Regions from separate parts of the Mus musculus genome. Here region 2 is linked to region 1. The links are chromatin loops, found by intact Hi-C in ENCODE. Cell type or tissue: left cerebral cortex. All regions are shown on one strand.

The links. A loop is a pair of places that touch in the nucleus more often than their neighbours do. Peaks named below come from ENCODE experiments on the same cell type or tissue, not always from the same donor. Only the 100,000 strongest peaks of a DNase experiment are listed, where the experiment ranks them.
Region 2: a loop joins it to region 1, with 2.1 times the contacts of the local background. A loop is called at or near these places in 4 of 42 quality-filtered maps.

The regions. Positions count from the first base shown.
Region 1 is chr6:116,259,533-116,267,532 of GRCm38, forward strand. It overlaps Washc2 (WASH complex subunit 2`), which reads left to right. Exons shown (of 31, transcript NM_026585.3): 30 at 959-1,136; 31 at 2,803-3,139. The coding sequence ends at 2,942. It overlaps Zfand4 (zinc finger, AN1-type domain 4), which reads left to right and starts at 4,687. Exons shown (of 10, transcript NM_001309446.1): 1 at 4,687-4,780. In left cerebral cortex, a CTCF peak has its summit at 7,685 (motif pointing left); DNase peaks (open chromatin) are centred at 4,628, 4,959 and 6,925; H3K4me3 peaks cover 1,283 bases; H3K27ac peaks cover 532 bases.
Region 2 is chr6:116,334,183-116,342,182 of GRCm38, forward strand. It overlaps Marchf8 (membrane associated ring-CH-type finger 8), which reads left to right and starts at 3,840. Exons shown (of 8, transcript NM_001302383.1): 1 at 3,840-4,033; 2 at 4,204-4,308. In left cerebral cortex, a CTCF peak has its summit at 4,098; DNase peaks (open chromatin) are centred at 3,806 and 4,223; H3K4me3 peaks cover 1,991 bases; H3K27ac peaks cover 831 bases.

The sequences.
Region 1 (8,000 bases):
AGTCAGATCTCGTTACGGATGGTTGTGAGCCACCATGTGGTTGCTGGCATTTGAACTCTGGACCTTTGGAAGAGCAGTCGGGTGCTCTTACCTGCTGAGCCATCTCACCAGCCCCAGGGGTAGTTCTTGCTGCCTTTAATCTGTTATAAGTGTTGGATTATTTTTAAAAATGTTATTGTAGTGCAGGGGATAGAGCTCAAAACCCAGTACGTGTTAGGCAGATGCTGTACGGAACCACAGCATAAGCCCTGGGCCTTTTTATTTAGCATAGCATAGCATAGCATAGCATAGCATAGCATAGCATTAGCATAGCACTAGCATATAGCATTAGCATAGCACCAGCATAGCATTAGCATAGCATTAGCATAGCATTAGCATAGCATGTGTACATGATTTTCATTATTTTTTGTTTGCTGTTTTAAAGAGTTTGTAGAATGGTGCTGTGGTCAGCTTTGTTGGCATGTCATTCTGTGACATGTATGACCTCTCTCGGCACAGCTGTGTGTTTAAGCGCTGATGCTGGTTGGGACCCTGACTAGCCGAGTTTTGACAGTAAACTGTAGTAGTTGTTCAGCAGGTGTCTATGAGCACAGTGGTCGCCGTGCAGCAGGATAGCCAGGGCATGTGTTCTGTCCTGACATCTCAAGGCCCGAGATCCAAACTGAGCAGCAGGTGGTGAAGGTGATCTCAGATGGCATGAAATGTCACGACGAACATTATGTGGGGCAGAGTGGCTGGGTGCAGTGGGACGCTGCTCTCCAGGCCACCCTCAGGACCTCACTGCAGAGCTGCCATTTGCAGATGGCGAGGGTGAGTTTTGCAGAGACCTGGGGGAGTGTCTTGCAGTCCTCAGGGGAGACTGTGCTTGACAGTGCATTTCTATAAATTATTGAACTACTTTAGTTTTAAAAATGCGTTTATTTACAACAAAGAATAAACTGTTTTTGGACTTAACTAGGATGATATATTTGCTACGGAAGCAATTAAACCTTTTCCAAAAAAGAGAGAGAAGGGGAGGACTTTGGAGCCCAACTTATTTGATGATAATATTGATATCTTCGCTGACTTAACTGTAAAACCCAAAGAAAAGTCCAAAAAGAAAGTTGCAGCCAAGTCCATGTTTGATGATGACACAGGTGAGTGTTTATCTAGATCACGCCACTGCTTGGGGGCTGTTTGCTGTCAGTCATGTTGGTCCTTTCCTGCACTTTGTTCCCCAGTAGGTTCTCCTTGCTGTTAGTCTAAGCACATGATATGTAGGTGGACTAGTCATTTTCATGCGGCAGCCATAGGCTATGCTGAGTGAGTATCAAGGTTTAAGACGGTGCTCAGCACTTGACCTGAAGAAGAAATTAACTTCTGCTGTCATCTGACAACACCAATGACTTTCAAAGGAGAGTCTATCAGAAACTTCTTCCATGTGCTATCAGCAGGCCATGAAGCTGGTTGAGTCAGGATTCTAGCTGGACAATGAGGGACAGCAGCCAAGAGACTGGAGGGTCAGTAACAGAGAGCAGGGCTGTGCCGCGAAGTCACAAGTGAGACTCGGCAGCTCCCTGGGTTCCTCTGTGTTTCTGAACACGCTGTACCCACTCCTCAGCTAACAAGCAAGCCAGATGCTGATCTGAACACGCTGTACCCACTCCTCAGCTAACAAGCAAGCCAGATGCTGATAGCTATAAAGTTTGCCTCCTGATACATCCTGTGTTGGTCAACCCAGACTGAAGCCCAAAATACACACGTCCTCTCTTTGTCCCTCCAGGCCTGGGCTTTGAGTTGCAGAGCCACGCTGACTCTGTCTCCCTGGCAGACTTTGGGCTCCGTCCTCACATGTCTGTCTTTACAGCACAGAGTTACAAGAGACTTGGGCTGCTTATTTCCTTTGTTCATTTTCTGACACATGATCTTGCTGTGGCCCTGGCTGCCTGTGCTGTGCACTCCTGATCTTAGCTGGGGTTACAGGCATGACTTTCTTTCATTATTAAATTGTAATACATGCTTATGTGGCAGTCATACGATTTAGAACATTTTGTTAAGTGGAGGGATTAAAGCTTTAAAGCTAGCCAGTGTTAAGTTTGCTGTGCATCCTCTAAGACTGTGATTTACATAGGAATAGTAGTAAGCAAGTGCACCTTTTCTACTTCCAGTCAGTTTAAATGTGTTTGATTTCAGTGTTTTGAGTAATACTGCTTTGTGTTAGCCATTAGCACATTGACAATCTAGATCTCTAGTTTGATATAGATAATGCCATGGTCTTTCATTATGTCTTTACGTACACAGGATGAATTTGATGCAGTAGAACCCTGCTGATAAAATTACGTGGTAAGCAGCAGAGCATAGCTAAGCTGAGTCTGAAGCACTAATATGAGTGGAACCAGACTCCATTCTTACCACTGAGATGTGCGCTCTGAGCGCATCCTATATTGGATTTCTGTTTGTACATTCTTACTCTTCTTAAAATCCAGAGTGAAAAGAAGGCAGAAAGAGAGAAAGAGCAGTTCCAGGTGGTGAGGCCCTCGCTGAGGTGGAGAACCGCTCCACCCTCCTGTTTCTGACTTCAAGTGCAGACACACTTCTGTAGCTAGAAACTTATGTTCAGAAAGAACCCGATGTTCGTTCATATGTCCTTACAAAAGTTGGGTGCCACCAACTGAGCCAGGCCCAGAATCTAAGAGGTTTGACTTCGATGTTGGTGGTCTTAGTGTGTTATTAGAATTGGGCTTTACAGTTTGTGTGCATGTGTCTCAAGTTCCCATTTTCTTGTTTGCCTGTCTTAACATCTTTCTTTTTTTCTTTTTAAAGATGACATTTTCTCCTCTGGCCTCCAGGCTAAAGCATCCAAACCCAAAAGCCAATCTGCAGAGGCAGCATCTGAACAAAGATCTGAGCACAAAGTGGCCAGCATTTTTGATGACCCCCTGAATGCCTTCGGAAGCCAGTAGAGCATGCGCAGCATGCGGGGCCTTCACAGTTCACCCTCCCATTCTGTTTTTCACGTAGTGACGTGCTCTCCTAACGCTGTCTTCACGGGCTTACAAGCAGATACTCACTCACTTCCTTTACCCAATGTAGCTGATATTTTTCTGCATTGATTTTAATTATGCTTAAAATTACAAATAAAAAATAAACGCTTCACAGAGGTTTGTTCTTACTTAATAAGAGTGCATGGAAGCTCATGCTAACAGGAGACACTGCTTTGTGGCTTCATGTGTGGGCAGGGAGTGCAGATCGAGCAGTGGTCAGGCACCAGACCTGAAGGGTTTGCTCTGTCGGTGGGTCTGGGTGCTGTGATGGTCTAGCACGTGAAAGGTTATGCATTTATGGGTTCTAAGCCCATGAGAAGAGCTTTCTACTGAATTCCCAAAAAGTGGGTCTGCAATCTTGTAAGGGGAACTGTGGTCCTCTGTTGTCTTAATAATGTGCAGAAAGTTTTATTGGAACACAGCCTCCATCATGGCTACATTATCTGGCTACCCCAGTCAGAATTCAGAAGTGACAGGAAATGGGATTTTTTATCTGTAGGCAAAAATTTGCCTCTCATAGCTTTTGTTTCCTCCTTTGTAAATGGTTTCAGTACTAAAATTGCAAGATTGTTGTTGAGAATAGACCTTTTTGTCTGCCCTTTAAAATGGTAGGTTATGACTGGTGATGTATGGTTTGATGAGGTTATGAAATGTTAAGCTAAAAAAATAAAATTTAAGCGCATCCACTGGATGCTAGAGCACGTGAGTGCTGTGAGTGATCACGATGTCCTGCGCAGGCACTGTCCTCCTAGGCTCTGTTCATGTTACCATCATGGCTCTGGCCTCAATAGAGTTGGAAGTTATCAGCCCAGTCATGGGCTGAGTTTAAGAGCAAGAGGCTGACAAAAGGCCTCACCATACCATCTACCTCAGTCCCGAGGAGTTGAAACTGTGGAGACTAGTGGCTCAGGTCTCGGAGGATAATGAGAGGGTGGGAGAAGACTGATCAGGGCCAGGGTTCTTTTGCAAGTTGACTATGAGGGAGCGCTTTCATGGTCCTCTGCAGTCCTCCTGGTAAAACACTTGAGTTGAACCTCCTATGAAGGAACCGAAGCAGCAGGGGCCCAACCTAGTTGGAAGGCATGTGTAGTCAGAAAGCCAGTCAGTTTATATCCCACTTCAGCTCGGTGCACAGCAAAAGTAGGACGGGATCTGAGCTCAGGTTGAGACTGTTTGACCTATAATCTTCAAATAGTTGCTCAAATGCAAAAGGCATATAGAAATGTTCCCATTTTACAGATGACACAACTGAGTCAGAAATGTTAGGAGAACGTGGAGTACAAGAAAAGGGTGACTAGCATGGACATCCTTTTAAGTGTCCTAGGCCATGAGTAAATAACAAATGCCAAAGACCCTCCTATCCCCAAAGAACCTTAGAAGTGCCCCAGCCACTCTGGTGCCGGCTCTTCCCAGACGCTGTGCCCCGTCTCCAGTCTCCTACCCTGCCCTAGACGGGTCCTGCAACCAGTTATAAAGAGTCAACATACGGGCCAGTTCTAACCGACAACCCTTCCTGAAAGCCCGTGCGACCCCGGCGTCCGAGCAACCGCCAGCCGCGGAAGACTAGGCCCCGCCCCTCGCGAGCTGATTGGAGGGCGTCGGCAGCGCTGATCGGCGATTGGTGAGCGGTGTCACAAAGGGCGGGACCGGAGCTTCGCGGGCCAGCGTAGGCCGGCGTCTCGGGCGCGCGAACTCCTATCCGCCTGCGGGCAGGCGAGCGAGCGAGCGGGCGGACGCGACCACCGGAGGGCGAGCGGGTGAGGGGCGCGGCGGGGCGGGGCGCGGCGCGGCCCGGAGGGAGGGCGGGTGGTGGAAGGGCCTGCTGCGTCTTCGCTGCCCCGGTGCGCCCGCCTCAGCTGCAGCCTGGTCACACCCGTGCTTCTCTGCCTACGGACTCACGGACAAATTGGTCGTACCCGTGGCTCGGGGTGCTGCTGACCCGACTTTGGGTCTGAGTGTGGTCCCTGCTGGTTGTGGCCCCAGGGCAGCACCCCCGCACTTGTGCATCGCTCCTAGGCCAGAGTGTGGTTCTAATCTGTAGCTCGATTTTCACACATCTGTAAAAGGACAAGAGTCACCTTTTTAAAAGGCTGCAACATATTGTGGGTATATTTATGTTGGGGGGAAAAATTAAAAACTAACTCGTCGTGTGACTAAGTTCCTGTGGACGAGAAGGAAGCAAAGGCCAAGGTACTGAAATTACCCCTTGAGTGCAGTTATTGCCGCTTTTGTTGGTTGGTTTTAGACATTTCAAAAGATGAAAGAAATGTTGGAAATTCACTTTGATTTTTCTCTAACAGTTTTCAAGATAAATTAGCAATTTAATCATCGTTTTATTTACTTATATTATTAAACATCACTATACGTTTTTATTGTCAATTGGTTTTCCAGTGCTCATTCATGCATACCACGGGCCACTTTGAGGATGCTTGCAGGCCTCAATGGACCCAGTTTTAGTACGCTAGGTCATTGGCCCACTTGAGCTTCCACTAGGCCATGTAATATTCTGCTGTGGTTTAGCCGGCCAGCACAACCTTTTGTCTTGTTACATTAATTTCCTTTGCTGAGAAGTATGACACAGCCGGGCGTGGTGGCGCACACCTTTAATCCCAGCACTCGGGAGGCAGAGGCAGGCGGATTTCTGAGTTCGAGGCCAGCCTGGTCTACAAAGTGAGTTCCAGGACAGCCAGGGCTGGACAGCCAGGGCTATACAGAGAAACCCTGTCTCGAAAAAAACAAAAACAAAAACCCAACCAACCAACCAAACAAAAAAGTATGCAACACAATTGCTTTCAGATATGGTCACCACCCTCGGTTCTTTTTGTGTATTGGAAATTATGCCACTAACTGGGACCAAACTTCATTTGGGAGTTCTTGTACCACTGATGATGCACCTACTGCTGTGCTGATTTTCTTCTACTTATAGGCACGTTAGTCTCATTTCAGATCTGTGCATTGAAGGATTACATGTTGCCTATGCGTATTTCACTATAATGCTGTTTTTTTTTTCTTTTTCTTCTTATAATGCTGTTGTTTTGTTTTGTTTTTGTGAAATTGCAGATTGAGCCCAGGGCCTAATATGTGCTAGGAAATACCCTATCACCTGGCTTCACATTTACCATGAGTGATGTAAGAGTGAGTAGTGAAATACAAACAGTACCACTGTTGCGTAGTGTACTCTTGCAGCTCTGACCCACAGTACTGGGAGCACAGTCCTTGTGTTGCTGCTGTTGTTTGTTTCTCATTAGTTCATATGTTGTGCAACTCCACTCAGAACAACTGTGCTCTTAGCAACAATGTTTCTTCCTGTGATGCCGTTTTTTTTTTTTTAAAGGAGCGTTAGCTATCTGCATAATTCAAGCTTCCTAAGAATGTTTTATATTAGAACTATGAAAACTCCCCTCTACAGTAGAAGTATCTGTGTATACGTGTTCATCATGATTTATAAGAATTCTGGCGTAGTGAATCAGAATGTGACTCCAGAGGAAACCAGTATCCCTCCACAGTATAATCACTGTGCCATTTCTATGACTATATAGTTGACTGTTAATTTTCTCTAATCTAAGGATTAGTGGAGAAAGGGAGTTGTTTTGAATTGAATTTCATTGAACAACCTTTAATGCACGCTAATGTGTGCAGACGGCTGAAGTGAGTGATAGAGACATTGTCCCTCCCTTACAACGCTTGTAGTTTACCAGCACGGGTGACAGACACAGAAACAGTCCAGTTTTGATGGGTATCATGGGTGGAAAAGATAGTAAGCATGAAAGATGTTGTGGGATCCTTGGTATTGGAGCCGCGGCTCTGGGGAGAGGTGTCTGGTTACTAGGCAGGCTTTGCATTATAAGCAGGCATTCTCTTTGAAGTGTGCCCCTCTCCGCGGAGCTGAGCTTTGAAAGCCGATTGGTAGCTTCTCAGGAAGCCTGGGAGGAGTTGGCCTGAGTAGGACAAAGCGGGAGCTCTAAGACTATGAGTAAGCTATGAGTAGAGGTACAAGGAGCGCAGGCATTGCTGGGGGAGTGCGGGTAAGTGAGCATGGCTGGGAGATGAAATATGCATGCTGGGAAGTCTTTCTAAGGAGTTTGAACATTGTTGGACAGATGGTGGAAGCCATGATAGGGCCTTGAGCTAGAAATAATAGGATCAGTTTACATTTTCAAAGGATAGCTGTGCTGACATCCCAGGTCATTAGGAAACTGCCCCTTGAAGCCAAAACCCGGAAGACTGACAGTGCAAAACCCTGTGATGGCCTGGGGTAACAGGAACTCCTGAGTCACTGGTGGTTTCACTACCTTGGCATATTGTGTGGCAGTTTCTTTAAAAGAGAAACAAGCACAATGGGGCTGTGGGTTTGGCTCAGCTGTTGAAGGTAAAGTGTTAACTACACAAGCATGAAGAGCCTAGCTTGGATCCCCAGCACTTACCGGAAAAAGCTAGGCACAGCAGTGTGCACCTGTCCTCTGAGGGTTGGCAGGAGGAGCCCTCGCCTTGCCAGTCAAGCTGAGTGGATGAGCAGATCAGTGACACCTTAAGAATATAAAATGGGGCTGGAGCTCTGACTCAGTGGTTAAGAGCACTGACTGCTCTTCTAGAGGTCCTGAGTTCAATTCCTAACAACCACATGGTGGCTCACAACCATCTGTAATAGGATCTGATGCCCTCTTCTGGTGTAGAAGAAAGCTACAGGGTATCATACACTTAAATAAATCTTAAAAGAGAATATAAAGTGGAAAGTGATAGAGGAGGCCATCTGATGTTGACTGCTGGTCTCCACATGCAAATATATACATGCACACAATGTATACACATGTGCACAAAAGGCTGAAAATACTCGCTTTAAAATCTAGCCTAAATAAGTTTTTTAAACTTTATAACCTGTGTACAGTTTTGCTTCATAATTGTCAGAAAATGGGGAATGTAAGATATTTCTCAGGATAATGGATAAATGAAACTAATGCATACACACAGTAGAATATA
Region 2 (8,000 bases), 75 kb after region 1:
CACAAAATTGAGGTAAAGTCACACAGGAAGGAACCAGGAATGAGAACTCTGCTGTATTTCTTCTAATGAAGATACTAGACTAGAAGCGTAGGCCCCTGCTCTGACCTAACTTAATCACAATTATGTCCTTATACTTAAGGAAAGCACATTGGGGCTTAAGGCATCAATGTGAATTTTGGTCAGAGGTATGAATTCATTCCACAATATTCCACTATTGTCCCCACAAATTCATATTGTTATGTGCAAATGTAAATGGAAAATTATTTTTTGCCCCACAGCCCCACAGCCCCACAGCCCCACAGTCCCACACTCTCAATTTGTTTCATGAGACCTGATAGATAGTCCATTCTATCTTAAATGCCATCTATAGCAGGTGTAGGTAAGACTGAGTCTGATTCAACCTGAAGCAAAATCTCTTCACCAGCTGGAAACCTGTGAAATCAAAAAATGTTATGCTTCCACAATCCAACAATGGTCATAACATAACTGCTGCAGAAGGGAAAAGCAGTGAGGGATGAGAGTTCCTAAAGTGAGTCCCAAGCCTAGCAAGGCAAATCTATTAGACCTTACTGTGCAAGAGATACCCTTTGTATTCATCCCATATACAGTCACCAAACCCAGACAGGAGCCTGATATAGCTCTCCTGAGAGGCTTTGCCAGTGCCTGACAAGTACAGTGGCCTATGCTTGCAGCCAATCATTGGACTGAGCACAGGGTCCCTAATGGAGGAGTTAGAGAAAGGACTGAAGAACCTGAAGGGATTTGCAACCCCATAGGAAGAACAACAAAATCAACCAACCAGACCATCCCCCAGAGCTCCCAGGGACTAAACCACCAACCAAAGAGTACACATGAGGGGACCCATGGCTTCATATCTTCCTAGTCTTCCTGATTTCCCTCTGAACCTTAAGTGCCTCAGAAGGTGGAGGCTCCATCTGTTAAAGTTTCTTTAGACTTACTACGGATGTTGAGCATATCTACTAACATCAAAAGAGTCTTAGCCTGTCTGGACTAAGGGGATGTCTTTTCTATTCCTGCACAAACATCATGACCAAGAAGCAAGTTGTGGAGGAAAGGGTTTATTCAGCTTACACTTCCATACTGCTGTTCATCACCAAGGAAGTCTGGACTGGAACTCAAGCAGGTCAGGAAGCAGGAGCAAAGCCCACGGAGGAATGTTACTGGCTTGCTCAGTGTGTTTTCCTGTAGAATCCAGAACAGCCCAGGAATGGCACCACTCACAATGGGCCCTCCTACCCTTGATCACTAATTGAGAAAATGCCTTACAGCTGGATCTCATGGACACATTTCCACAAGGGAGGCTCCTTTTTCTGTGATAACTCCAGCTTGTTGACACACAAACCTAGCCGGTACAGGGGATATGATCTTGCTTGGAGACTTAAGGAAATCTAGAAGACAGATGTCAATACTTAAGACATCAAATCACATAAACAATAACAGATATAGTCAATTGTCATGATTAAGATTAGCACTTAAAATGGCAAGGCCATGATTGTGTGCTAACGATGTTAGTGAATGATTAAACAAGGCAGAATCAGACAGATTTAATTTATGCTTACAAATGTTAGTGAATTGAGGACACATTGTTCTTGTGCTGTTGCCAAAATATTGAGTGTGATTAGGTCTTGTGATATAGCCACCTTCATCTTAAGTTTTGAGTTTAAAAAATGAGATGCTAAACTAAAAACCATTTAAAATACTGAAAGCAATGTGTCTTTTCTTCTTATAGGGATACAGAGTCTTGTTCTGTTGTTCAGGCTAGCTTCAGGGCTTGATTCAACTCAGTGATATCCAGCCTCAGCCTTTGGTATAGATGGGGCCACAGGCATGTGCCTCCATGCCCACTTTTGGATTTTTTTCCATTCTAGAGTTGTCTAAACACCTCATTCTAGAAGAATGAGTCTTTACAAAGAAGGAGAAGTGTCAGGTCATCTAGGACTGGACTCTCTGGAGCCACAAGAAACCTCTTTCACAAGCTATCCCAGGTGTTGCTCTTGTGGAAAGCTGTCCAAGACTTAAAATCAGGAAGTGTGGATTCAAGGGCTGCTTTTCAACAGCATAGTTAAGATATAGATATTCATCTCTTAATTTGTTTCTGTTATTCCTCACACTTCAGATTCACCTTGTTCAATGCCATTATGATCATAGACACCAGCAGTATATTTTGTCACTGTTTTTTTTTTTTTAGGTCAACTATGTAGTCTAGGCTTGACCTTGAATTCCTGATCTCTTGAAAACCTCCTGGGGCAGAAATTACACATGCACACTAACATCGACTGTAACAGCATCTTTTGTTTGCAAGGAACCCGTAACTGATAAACGTGTGCTTAAGCATTTGAAGAGTTGAGTGTGACTAGTTGTAGGGTAACATTGGCCCCCTGGCTCATGCCTCACTTGGCATCCCCTGATCTACAGTCTAGGAGGGAAGTCATCCCCTTTAGCACAGACAGGAGGATTTTTACCAAAGGCCACGAGGCTTCTTGCATTGAGCAAATGGTCACCTCAAAGCAACTGCTTTTTTTCTTTATTTTAGCAGCTTTACCTTCTAAGTACAGAGGTTTCTTCCCACTTCCTGTTTGTTCCCTTGTTTGGACAGATGCAAGATTTTGGTCTCAGGACTCAGAGCTTTGTTTTAGATGAAGAGAGGCTTCAGAAATCTCTTGGGTAGGGAATCCTTGTGTTAGGAGACTCTAGCTTTGCCTAAATAATATTTCCAGCTCCACAACTACTCAGACACTTCTAGAACTTGGAAATCTTTGTCACTTCGGATGGCAGGCTCCCACACCCCCAAATCACTTAATTGACTCTTCTTGCCCATGTACGACACTAATGGAAGTTTAGTCCTGCCTTATAGGAAAGCCTGCCACCAGGGCAGGAGGATTCTCTCAGGTTGTAGCTGCTGCTTCCCACAGCAAAAATCTGCACGAAAAAAATTCACCATTCCATCTTCTAGATGAATGTTGCTTTCAAGGTGATCTACAGGAATGGACCCATTTTTTGCTTTGCTACATGGATCCAGATGTTTTGTCTCCTGACAGTTTGCTCTCTAAACAGCATAGTATGCAAACTGACCAGCATATTTGAGTATGCTGAGTAACCTGATTAGCTAAACCAACAGACTTACTTCTAGACAATAGAAAATCGTGGAGTACTGCAGGGATTGCCTTACAAATCTCTCATGAATTTAAAAAAAAATACCTTGAATGTACCGTGTAATAAAGATTATTGGATAAATAAAACTGCCAGTGGCCAAAACCTCTCCTTCTGTAAGATGTGACTTAGGAAAATTAGAATGTCAAGAAATTGTAAAAGTTAGGAATGATAGCTTCTGAGAGAATCTTTGGGTCCAACCAACAGTACTGTGGTGGGGACAAGTCACAACACCAGTGTACAGGTATAATCAGGGATGAGTTTAATGTAGACAAAGTAGAGTCAAATACGTCTTGTCTACATGGACAGAAATATCCTCATAAAAATTATGAATACCATATTTACATATCCATACCATATACACTCAGAGTCTCTCTAGGTTAGGGAGTGAGAGAAAAAACAAAACAAAAAACCCTGCTCGTCCATACACACAAACGTTTTACCGCGTAGTTCTCGCTCCCACTTCATTTGCTAGCGCACCGGAAGGTTTACCTTTCTCTACACTGAGAAGGTGAAGCCGGGCGGAGTCTACCAGCAGCCTCACCCAGCGCCAGTCTACCAGGCGGCCGCCGCCGCTACCCCGCCTTCCCAGCGCCCCAGGTCGCCAAAGCAACGCTTTTAGCCTGAGGCGCGGCGGGGCACGTGACCGGCGCGTCACGTGACCGGTCAGTCGGCGTCCTCTCGCTGGGTGGTGTAGGCTGCGCGCTGACCCAGCGGCCCTGCTGCGTCCGGCCCGGGTCATGCAGGAAGCGGGCCGCGCGTGGAGCTCCGCGCCCACCTGAGCTGCTCGCGCCGAGGTGCGGCGTGGCGGGGCCGCGCGCTCCGGGCCACCAGGGGTGTGGCCGCTGGGAGGCCGCGACAGGTGGGTGCGCGGAGGTCTCGGGCCGGGGAGAGGCCGCGTGCTGCGGGGCGGGGTCCGGTCACCCTATCGGCGGGCGGCCGAAGGTCTCGGGCTCTCTCAGGTGAAGTCCTGCCCGGGCTGGGCTGTGAGGGCGCGCACCGGGCAACCCTCCCTCCCTGCCTCTGCTTCAGTCTCCGCGTCCGTCCGAGATGGAAGTGTGGATTCCTGGTGTCTGAGTGCCTGACGTGGCGTCTGGACGGTGCTGCTCTAGTAGAAGCGCTGGAGGCAAAGCGTAGGTAGGCTGCTTTACATTTTAATCGCCGCCCATTTGCTCGTCTTTAAAAATGTTTTTTTTTTTTTTTTGGACTCCTTCATCTGAGTCAAGTTTTTTTAAATAGGGAATTTATTAGGGGAGGATTATAATGGCTCACGTTCTTCTCACGTATCTTTAACGCAGCTAAACCTCCCTTAAAAAGAAAACACGCTTCTCTGAAAGCCCATTTGAAAAAAAAAAAAAAAAAAAAAACAACAACAAAGGAAGAAAGAAAGCCAGCCCTTTTCTGCTTCTTTGTCTCCCCCACGTAAAGACACACAGTGGTCATACAGCTGTCAAGATTTATTATGAAGTGGTTTTTTTTTTTTTTTTTTGTCGTTTTATGTTTTTGTTAATTTGATGATGTCTCAAGATACGTATGAAGTATGGCCCTTCCCATTATTTTTTTTTTTCTTTATTTTGTTCGATTATATGTTATGCAATTAGAGAAATAATAAATATATAACTTATCTCTTGGAAAAAACAGCAGTATTTCTGATCAGCCCCAGGAGGGACTGCAATCGTGCTTCTATATAGTAGACTTCACATGTACTTGCTTGGTTAGTTACTCAAAATGGGAGTGGAATACTTCATTTAGAATACTCAAATCACGTGCTGTGAAAAAGAATGTATGAACTATACATGGAATGATGTGGACACTTTTTTTTTTAAAAACTAAATGTTGAAAATCTGAAGCAAGAAAATTTTGCATTTTGAGAGATTCAGTGTGTGAGACCCTATGTTCAATAAAATCAAACGAAATATCCTGTTGGATGCAGTGAATGAGGGTATGCAGAGTGTGAAATTACTGAGGAAGTTAAAATAAAGAGCCATGTGTACTTTCCTAACTTCTTGTTTCTGGAGACTTTATTGATAAGAGATGTACTGAACTTTGATGTTAGCAGGGAAAATCGCTGGGCACGGTGGCGCACTGTGATCCTGGCAGTGGGAAGATAGAGGCAGAGAACACATTTTAAAAAGTTTGTCCTTTGTGAGGAGGTGGCTGTTGGTCGTCTAATGTCTGTGACACCCAGGTGAGGTACATTGTCTTTTCCAAGACAACTCCCTCCTTTACCTTCTCTTTAAGTATAGGCAGACGATGAAACTGTGTTGCATGTCTTGGCTACATCCAGGATTGTCAGATGAAACACACGATTCACAATTAAATATGAATTTTAGGTAAACACAAAATATGTGGAATGTACCTAAACTAAAAACAAATTTATCATTTATTTGAAGACAAGGTTTCCTTGCTTCTTGTTGCTAAATGTGAGTGTTTTAAGTCCAGCATGGCTATGTCATTTAAACCAGCATTAGGAGAAATTAGTTCAAGGCCCAGACAGGATGGAATAGATTCTCTTGTTAAGCTTCCCTGTTGGGGGCTGCAGATGTGGTTCTGTAACAGGGGGAACGCGTAGCACGCACAGGGCCTTTGTCCAGTCTCGGATAACAAAACAATCAACCAGTGGGAGCGAGAAATGAAGAGCCCTCTTTACTGTTGGGTGAGCCATCTGCTTGAAGGGCATCTTCTGTCACAGGAGTTCTGTCCCTCTTTTTCCTCTACCATGTTCTGTTTCTTCACTTTTCTTTCTGAGGATTAAACACAGGCTCTCACACAAACCAGGTAACTGCTCTGTGACTGGTTCTGCAGCCCACAGCCCGTTGTTTATAACGTCCCACGTGAGTACTGATTTCATGTCCCCTCTCTCTCCATTTCTCCCTCTGCTCCCACAGCTTCCTCTGAAACATATGGCCTCTTAGCCTCGTAGTCTTTATTATTGTTTTACATACACACATGAACACATGAATTCTGTTCCTTTAGTATTTCTTGTATGTATATGTGGTTAAGGCTGACCATTTGGGATTGGAGGATTGGGTAACCTATCAGGGAACTTATCCCTGGAGAAGATTGGTTTGCTCTCTCTCAGCAGCGATTAATTGCCTGTAGCTCTTCTTCCAAGGGTGGGGTCTTGTGAGATTTCCCTCATCCACATTGTTATATCAAAAGATGCTGCCATTGTTCAGGTCTTCCCTAAGAAACCTTACTGATGAGATTTTGTGGCTGCAGTGTCCCTGTCATACAGAAGACACTATCATGTAGCAGACAACCTGGGCATCTGGCTCCTCCATCTTTGCTCTCTGTCTTCTGATCTGTTCCCTGAATCATTGTGGTTGTGTTGTAGATCTATCAGTTAGGGCTGTTGTTCACCCAACAGCCCGTTATCTGCAGTTGGCTCCCCTTGTGGCTTTCTGTACTGGCTCCTGTCTGTCACTTTAAGAAGCTTCTGTGATAAGGAGGGAGACCTATACTTATTTGTGAGTATGATGGTATTTACAATGCAGTTAGAAATTATGCTGATTTACTAGAGCAGGTCCTTCTCTAGGGTCATAGACCTCACCAGTCAGGGGTAGTTGGTTAGATTTATAATATGAGACATTTTCCTCTCCTGTTGAGCTTGCTTTAAGTCCAAATAGATAGCTATTGGTTACTCTCAGCATCCAAGTGCTGGTTCCTTAGTTACTTTGCTATTGCTGTTAAAAGACATCATGACAAAGGGAACTTGTAAAAGAAATCATTTAACTTAGGACTTGCTTACAGTTTCAGAGGGTGAGTTTGTGACCATCATGGTGTACAGCCTGGCAATAGCTGAGAGCTTACATTTGATCCATAAGCACGAGGTAGGGGCGGTGGGGGTGGGGATGGAGGCTGTGGGGGGTGGGGGCATAGGCAGACTGACTGACTAGGCATGGTGTGGGTTTTTGCAACCTCAAAGTCCACCTCCAGTGACACACTTCCTCCAACAAGGCCACACCTCCTAATCCTTCCCAAAACAGTTCCACAACTAGAGACCAAACATTCAGATATCTGAGCCTATAGGGTCATTCTCATTGAAACCACCACATCTCTGTTGCACCTTTTGGAATATCTTGTCTTTCTGGTCATTGCTGTGGTTTGTAGGTGGTACAGTTGGATAGTATTGTTGCATCATTTCCCTCCATTGGCAAATTGCATAGCACCTTCCAGTACTGTGAGAGCTAGTCCTTAAGGAAGAGGTCTTCACAGCTAGCCTAATTCCTCCAAGTCCTGTGTCAGAAATATGTGCCTTCTTTAGCAAAATGGAGTTACTTTCAAACTTTGGGAGGTGATCAAGAGCAATGGCAATAGCCTGCATTGTTTTGGTAGTCTCTTGGGCTCTCCTGACTAACCACTCCAAAGGATTCTTTCATGATTGTCACTGGAATTTTTGTTAGGTAGTCTGTAGTTTTTGAGGGGGAGTGTTGTTACCCCAAGTGGAATAACTTTGTTTAAGTACACACATATATATGCACATGCATTTCTACACATTATATGTATTTTATGTATTATGTGTATTTTAAGTAAACAAAATAATCTGCTTTCCCATGGCTTTTTCAAATGTCCCTGTGTGATTTATTTCTCCTCCCTCTCCCTGTGGATTGTCCTCGTTTTCCCAGGAATGTTTGTTGATCTTCTCTTTTTTTACTATTGATCTGCATGTCTATTTTTGAGCCAAGATCATGCTGTTGTATTATGATAGCTCTGTAATATACTTGAAATCTGGAGTGGCAATCCCTTTGATATCATTCTTTTTGCTCAGAATTGCTTTATTTTGTAGGATCTTTTGTGGTTCATATGAATTTTAGAATTTCCCTCCT